Regions from separate parts of the Mus musculus genome. Here region 2 is linked to region 1. The links are chromatin loops, found by intact Hi-C in ENCODE. Cell type or tissue: left cerebral cortex. All regions are shown on one strand. Each heading gives the region's core, and the rest is flanking DNA. Links, peaks and the distances in the headings are about the cores only. Region 1 overlaps Chst11 (carbohydrate sulfotransferase 11). Region 2 overlaps Chst11 (carbohydrate sulfotransferase 11).

What was found. A loop is a pair of places that touch in the nucleus more often than their neighbours do. Peaks named below come from ENCODE experiments on the same cell type or tissue, not always from the same donor. Only the 100,000 strongest peaks of a DNase experiment are listed, where the experiment ranks them.
Region 2: it touches region 1 in a loop (1.8-fold over the local background); 4 of 42 quality-filtered maps call a loop at or near these places.

The regions. Positions count from the first base shown.
Region 1 is chr10:83,098,314-83,101,223 of GRCm38, reverse strand. The region is part of intron 2 of Chst11 (carbohydrate sulfotransferase 11); the gene reads right to left. Among named protein-coding and RNA genes, the nearest start is that of Chst11, 110 kb to the right of the region's middle. In left cerebral cortex, for the core only: a CTCF peak has its summit at 1,328; a DNase peak (open chromatin) is centred at 1,329.
Region 2 is chr10:83,046,881-83,049,790 of GRCm38, reverse strand. The region is part of intron 1 of Chst11 (carbohydrate sulfotransferase 11); the gene reads right to left. Among named protein-coding and RNA genes, the nearest start is that of Chst11, 63 kb to the right of the region's middle. In left cerebral cortex, for the core only: no CTCF peak of the experiment used is centred there; DNase peaks (open chromatin) are centred at 387 and 1,684; H3K27ac peaks cover 611 bases.

The DNA.
Region 1 (2,910 bases), core at 223-2,722:
AAGAAACTGGGGCTCAGGGAGATTAAAAAGAGTACCCCGAATTCCCTTACCAGGGGCATCTGGCTTTACCAAGTCTTAACTGCTGTGTGACACAGTGTGGTTAACTGAGGTTAAGTAATTCATTTCCGGTTTCCAGATGAGGAAATCAAAGCCCCGGCCCCGGCACCGCCCCCGAGATCCTGAATTCCCTCTCAGGTGGTCTGGTCCTGCCAGTGACAGGAAGAGTTAGAGCCCGATGGAGTTAGAACCTGGGCTCCAATGCCCTCACCTTCAGTTAAACTGTGCTGTGGAAGACCTGTCATCGTGGCTGGGTGGCTGGTAGGAAGGGCACAGCGAGGGCTGTCACACCCCAGGTACTCATTCTTTTCCAGCCTGCACTTAGGCTCTTAGAGGGTCATGCACAGGCCCCAGCCCCAGTGCAGAGGGACTCTTCTTCCCTGAACCCCAGAGCCCTGGCTAGTTTTATATCAATTTGACACAAGCTAGAGTTGTCAGGGAAGGGGAGCCTCAAATGAGAAACTGCCTCTCTAAGACCCAGCCATAGGCAAGCCTGTAGGGCATTTTCTTAATTAGCGATTGATGCTGGAGGGACCAGCCTTTGTTCCTGGTGGTCCTGGGTTCTGTAAGAAAGCAGGCTGAGCAAGCCATGGGAAGCAAGGCAGTTAGCAGTGCCCTCCATGGCCTCTGCATCAGCTCCTGCCTCTAGGTTCCTGCTCTGCTTGATTTTCTGTCCTGATTTCCTTTGATGATGAACTGTGATATGGAAGCATAAGCTGAATAAACCCCTTCCTCCCCAAGTTGCTTTGGTTATGGCGTCTCATCATAGCAATAGTGACCCTAACTAAGACACATGTGTCTGGTCACATGCTGAGCTCACAGGACCCAGGAAAAAGCAGCTGTGTTCAGAACCTCAATACCTCATATTAGATTTTGAATGTGAAATGTCCACAGTAGGCTCCTGAATTTGGGTACTTGGTTCCCAGCTGGTGGTACTATTTTGGGGGGTGGGGTGTCTGTGGGAGTTTTAAGAGATGGGGCCTCACTGGAGGAAGCGAGTAGTTTTCAGAAGACAGGTCTCGAAGTGCAGTCTGGCAGGGTTTCCAGCCAAACTATCCCCGCTTTCTGTCTGACACCCAGATGTTATGAGCCAGTGGTACCTCCAGCCACCATGCCTTCGGTGGCCGCTTGATAGGCAGTATCTCCTAAATTATTAGAATAAATGAGAAAGGTACCTAATTCAATGCACACTGAAGAGTCCCTGCCAATGCCTAGCTAGGAAGCCAGCTAGGTTCCAGACACACAAGACACAGTCCCTTTCCTCTAGAGGGCTCTTTACCTCAAGAAGCCAGTGCAAATGACCCAGGGACACACCAGTAAGCAATGACAGTGATGTCACTTCAATGGCCACATGGTCCAGTACACAAAATTGATTCCAGACAGCGTAAGGAAATCAGAACACAGACTCCCTTTGGTTTTTTGTTTGTTTGTTTGTTTTTTTACCAATGACAGGTAGAAATGATATTTTGAGAGCCTTGGGCTGGATAAAACATCTGATTAAAATGTATTTCACCTGTTTGCTTTGTAGCTCTAGGCTAACAGAAAAATCTCCAGAGGAAGAAAAGCAGGAAGTGTTTCCCAATGGAGGGCGCTTCTGAATGAGCAGCAGGAGCAGCAGCAGCAGCAGCAGGAGCAGCAGCAGCAGCAGCAGCAGCAGCAGCAGCAGCAGCAGCAGCAGCAATAGCACATCACGCAAACAAGCCTGGCCTGCCTGCCAGGTGCCCAGAACTCTGTATGTTTTCAAACGTAAGTCTGAAAAAGCTAAAACCTTTGCATGTTTTTTTTCATTCCTATTTTATAAGCAAACTCTCCAGTGTTGAGAAACATGTAGCCGCTTGCCTGAGACCTCCAGTGCCCAGGGTGCGTCCAGGGAGGACGAGACCCCTCCCCTCATTCCCTCATTCCCCGCCACACACACATACAGAGCAGCACCCACAGAGCTTGACAAGAAGCCAGGCTCTGGTACACTTGGCCTCCATCTGAGGTCAAATTCCAATTGGCCCAGAAGCTGCCCGCGTTGTGCAATTTACAGAAAAATCAAATGATGAAGAGGCCTCTCCTAATTGAGGGTAATTCAGGAAATAACTCTTGGTAAATGGCAGCTTGTCCAGCTGTGTTACCGTTTGGCAATGGCTGAGGTCACTCCGCCATCCCAACGCTGCTTCTCCTACTGGAAATATGTCAGGTTCTGTTCGCACAGAGAGCCACAGAAAAATCCCAGTAGTTCCAATCACTTCCTCGCCATATTTCCATAGATCGTGTCAAAGAAGGGGGCGTTCCTGAATCTTCTGTGTCTGAAACAGAACAATGGCCTACAGAGGCAGCAAGAGTTAGCCACCAACTCACAGGTAGCACGCACCACCTCAAGAGGGAGGGGCTTCGTTAACTCCCCCATTCCCAAGGTGATCACAGAGGGGGCTTGTGGCAGACACACCTACAGGAGCTTTTCAAACTACGCCTCTGTGTCTGCTCACTGTCTAGGACCTGTGTGCAGTGGACGTGTTTGTACATAGACTGTTCACGGAGACAGAGGCATTCGTGGTCTTGGAAATGGGTGTCTCTAGCTCGAAAAAAAGCCTGAGATGCGACATAAATCAAAACAGACTGTGCGCTTAGTGAGTGACTCCTAACTCTGTCCTGATTTGAGTGTCCTCAGAGGCAGGAAGCCCCAGAGATGCCCGTCTGTGCACCCTGAGTTCTGAGTGCAGGTGTGCGCTGCTGTGCTCCACCTTCTACCGAGTTGGGGGGGGGGGGAGAGTGAACTCAGACCCTCCTACTTGTGAGGCAAGCCTTTAACTGAATGAGCCTTTGGAATGTGAGGTCTTTGACTTGCAGAAACCTGCATGACAGGCA
Region 2 (2,910 bases), core at 139-2,638, 51 kb after region 1:
TGGGCGTGCACAAACCTGACACTGAAGGGATCTTCTGTAGGTTCCTAGAACACTCTCCCATGAAGCTAACATTCTTAGGACTGCTGGGCACAATCTGAGCTCGGGACACAAGCTGAGATAAGGATGCTACTGCCACATAGCCACATACAGAGAGGGCTGTGGAAGAACACAGGTCTACCAGACAGGAGGGCTTACAAAGGACCGTCAATCAGCAGGAGGGGTGGGACTTAAACATCACCATAACAACCATCACATACTGGCTGGCTGGCTGGCTCTAGAAAGAGGATTTTTATAAATGATCTTAAAATCCTGTGGAGGCTGTTGTCGGTCTCTGCACTTTGCAGAGGAGGGAAGCAAGGCCGAGGAGTGAGAAGATGTGAGGAACAGCGCCGAGTGCAGCCCTGTCACGATCTGAAGAATGAGAGCCACATCCACAGGCGGCTGTGGGTGAACTGGAGGAGTCGTGACGTGACGTGGGTGCTCTCCAGCAGGGGAGGGATTCTTACAGCATCTTACAGCTGTGAGGCTGCTCTGACTGGTCCCTTGAGCCACACAATGAATGGGTCGGAAGTCTTTCCAGAGTGAACACTGGGCTGAGAAGCTGGCTTGCTGGGTTTATGAACGCAAACACTAAACTTATACTAAACCTTCTCCCAAAGTGTGAGAAGATTTTCGGGCTCCCAAGCATCAACACTAAACCTTTTTTTATTGCTTAACATCTACCCATTGTGTGTGTGTGTGTATGTGTGTGTGCACGCGTGTGTGCGCGTGTGTGTGCATGTGTGTGTGCACGTGTGTGTGTGCACGTGTCTGTGTGTGCATGTGTGTGTGCGCGTGTATGCGCGCGTGTGTGTGTGTATGTGTGTGTGTACGTGTGTGTGTGTGTGCACGTGTGTGTGTGTGTGTGCACGTGTGTGTGTGTGTGCACTTGTGTGTGTGGGTGCGCTAGTGTGTGTGCGCGCGCGTGTGTGCACGTGTGTGCACGTGTGTGCATGTGTGTGTGCACGTGTGTGTGCGCGTGTGTGCACACGTGTGTGTGCGCGCGTGTGTGTGCGCGTGTGTGTGTGCGTGTCTTCCACCATGTGAGTCCTGTAAACTGAGCTCAGATCACCAGGCTCGGCAGCAAGTGCCTTTACCCACTGAGCCTTTCGGAAGCTTTGCCATTGAGACCTATCTCCTCCCGCGCATCTCTGCCAGGCATCGAGATATCCGGCCTTGCTGACTGCATTTAGCATAGGAGAAATAAATTGAATTGATAAGCTTTATCGCGTTACAGCCTCTCTTCCACTTTTCAGGTTCATTTCCTCCATAACTCAGCTGACCTGCTGCCATGGGGTTGACCTACCAAATGTCATAAAGGAAAACTAATGTAATATAATAAAAAGCACTGTCCTTCACAATCCCTCTGTGTGCTTGACTCCAGAATGCGCCTGCTTGTTATTAACATGGAATCCAAAGCTATGGCCTCTTACATATGCCCATGGATACATACGTGTATGAGTTGAATTCTCATTAACGCCATCAATGAGTGCAGGATACCGTTCGGGAAATAATAGACTGGTTTATAGCTCTGAGGTTTTCTCTGGTTCACAGAATGTCATCACAAACACAGAAAGCCCTGTGCTTTCCGACCCCGCCAGCCCTCCTGTCTGCCTGCCACACACATCTAGATTTAACGCCAGTAGACACCTAGCAGCCCTGCCCATGAGAGTGGAGCCTGCAGTCCAGATGGGGTTTATGTTCCTGAGGCTCACACCCTTCCACGATGCTTGTGGGATGCAGCTCAAAGGAGTCGGTCTGAGACATAGCTCAGATGTCTGAGGATCCCTGGACCTTATTGGGTGTGCAAATTACAAATCCGGGAGGACCCACTGCACGGTGAACTATGAAGCTAGCCCCAGACTCATCTCACAGTTTTAGTCTGCTAGAGGGGAAGTGGGTGGCATCAATACATCATTCATACCAGAAGTATATGGGGCTAACCTGGGATAACATGAACCTCATCCCTTCCTTCCTAGGGGGAAACATGAGGGGATGTGACTGTCCACTCATTCAATGGAGTCACACACACACACACCCCCTACACCAGCTGGATGAGCCTGTGTGACAGGATCAGGTAGAAGAGTCACTCACTCAACAGAACAACTGTGTAGGAACTGTAGACAGTAAATGTCTCAGCAACATGGAGAAGGAGTCTTAGAAACATGTTCTTGCTTTTAGGGGACACCAAAGCTGATCGAGAGCCTAGCTAGGAAACCAGAGTCTGCTTCAAGGTCAGTTTCTTCTTTAGGACTCTCATAATGTCACCAAAGAGCACCAACCTAAGAGGGTGCGTCCTGGGTGTGCCTTCTCCCACCTCCCCCTCCCCCCCTCATAAAAGCAACCTTCTAAGCCGAGAAACTGAATTCAGGGCAGAAATGTTTTAATTCTTTAGTTTGCCAGATAGGTCTGTTTACCTCACAACTCTATTATTTTACTAATATTAAGTGAAAAAACAAAAACAAAACAATTGCTTCTAAATAAAACCAAACCATTGCCCCAGAGAGGGGGTGAAAAAAAAAATCACACTTCAGTTCTTTTCTTTTTCTGCTCAAAAATCACCTCCTAACCCAGGCCTTTCTTCCCGTGGAGAATTTCATCCTTTTGGAAGGATCTGGAAGTCAGGGGGAAGCTATGCTTTTATTCTGAATGAATGTCTGCTACCTGCAGGCCTGAAGACTGGTCCAAAGGAGACTTCCCTAAGTAGCTCCTGAGCCTGCAGTGATGCGGAAGATGTCTTAGAATCCCTTCTTCTTGTTGCCAATGACCACTGGTGATGGGCCTCTGTGTTCCATTTTCCTAATAAAGAACAGCAACCCCAGGGTTAACACTCAGGTTAGGGCAGTGTGACTTGAAGGAAGATGCATCTAG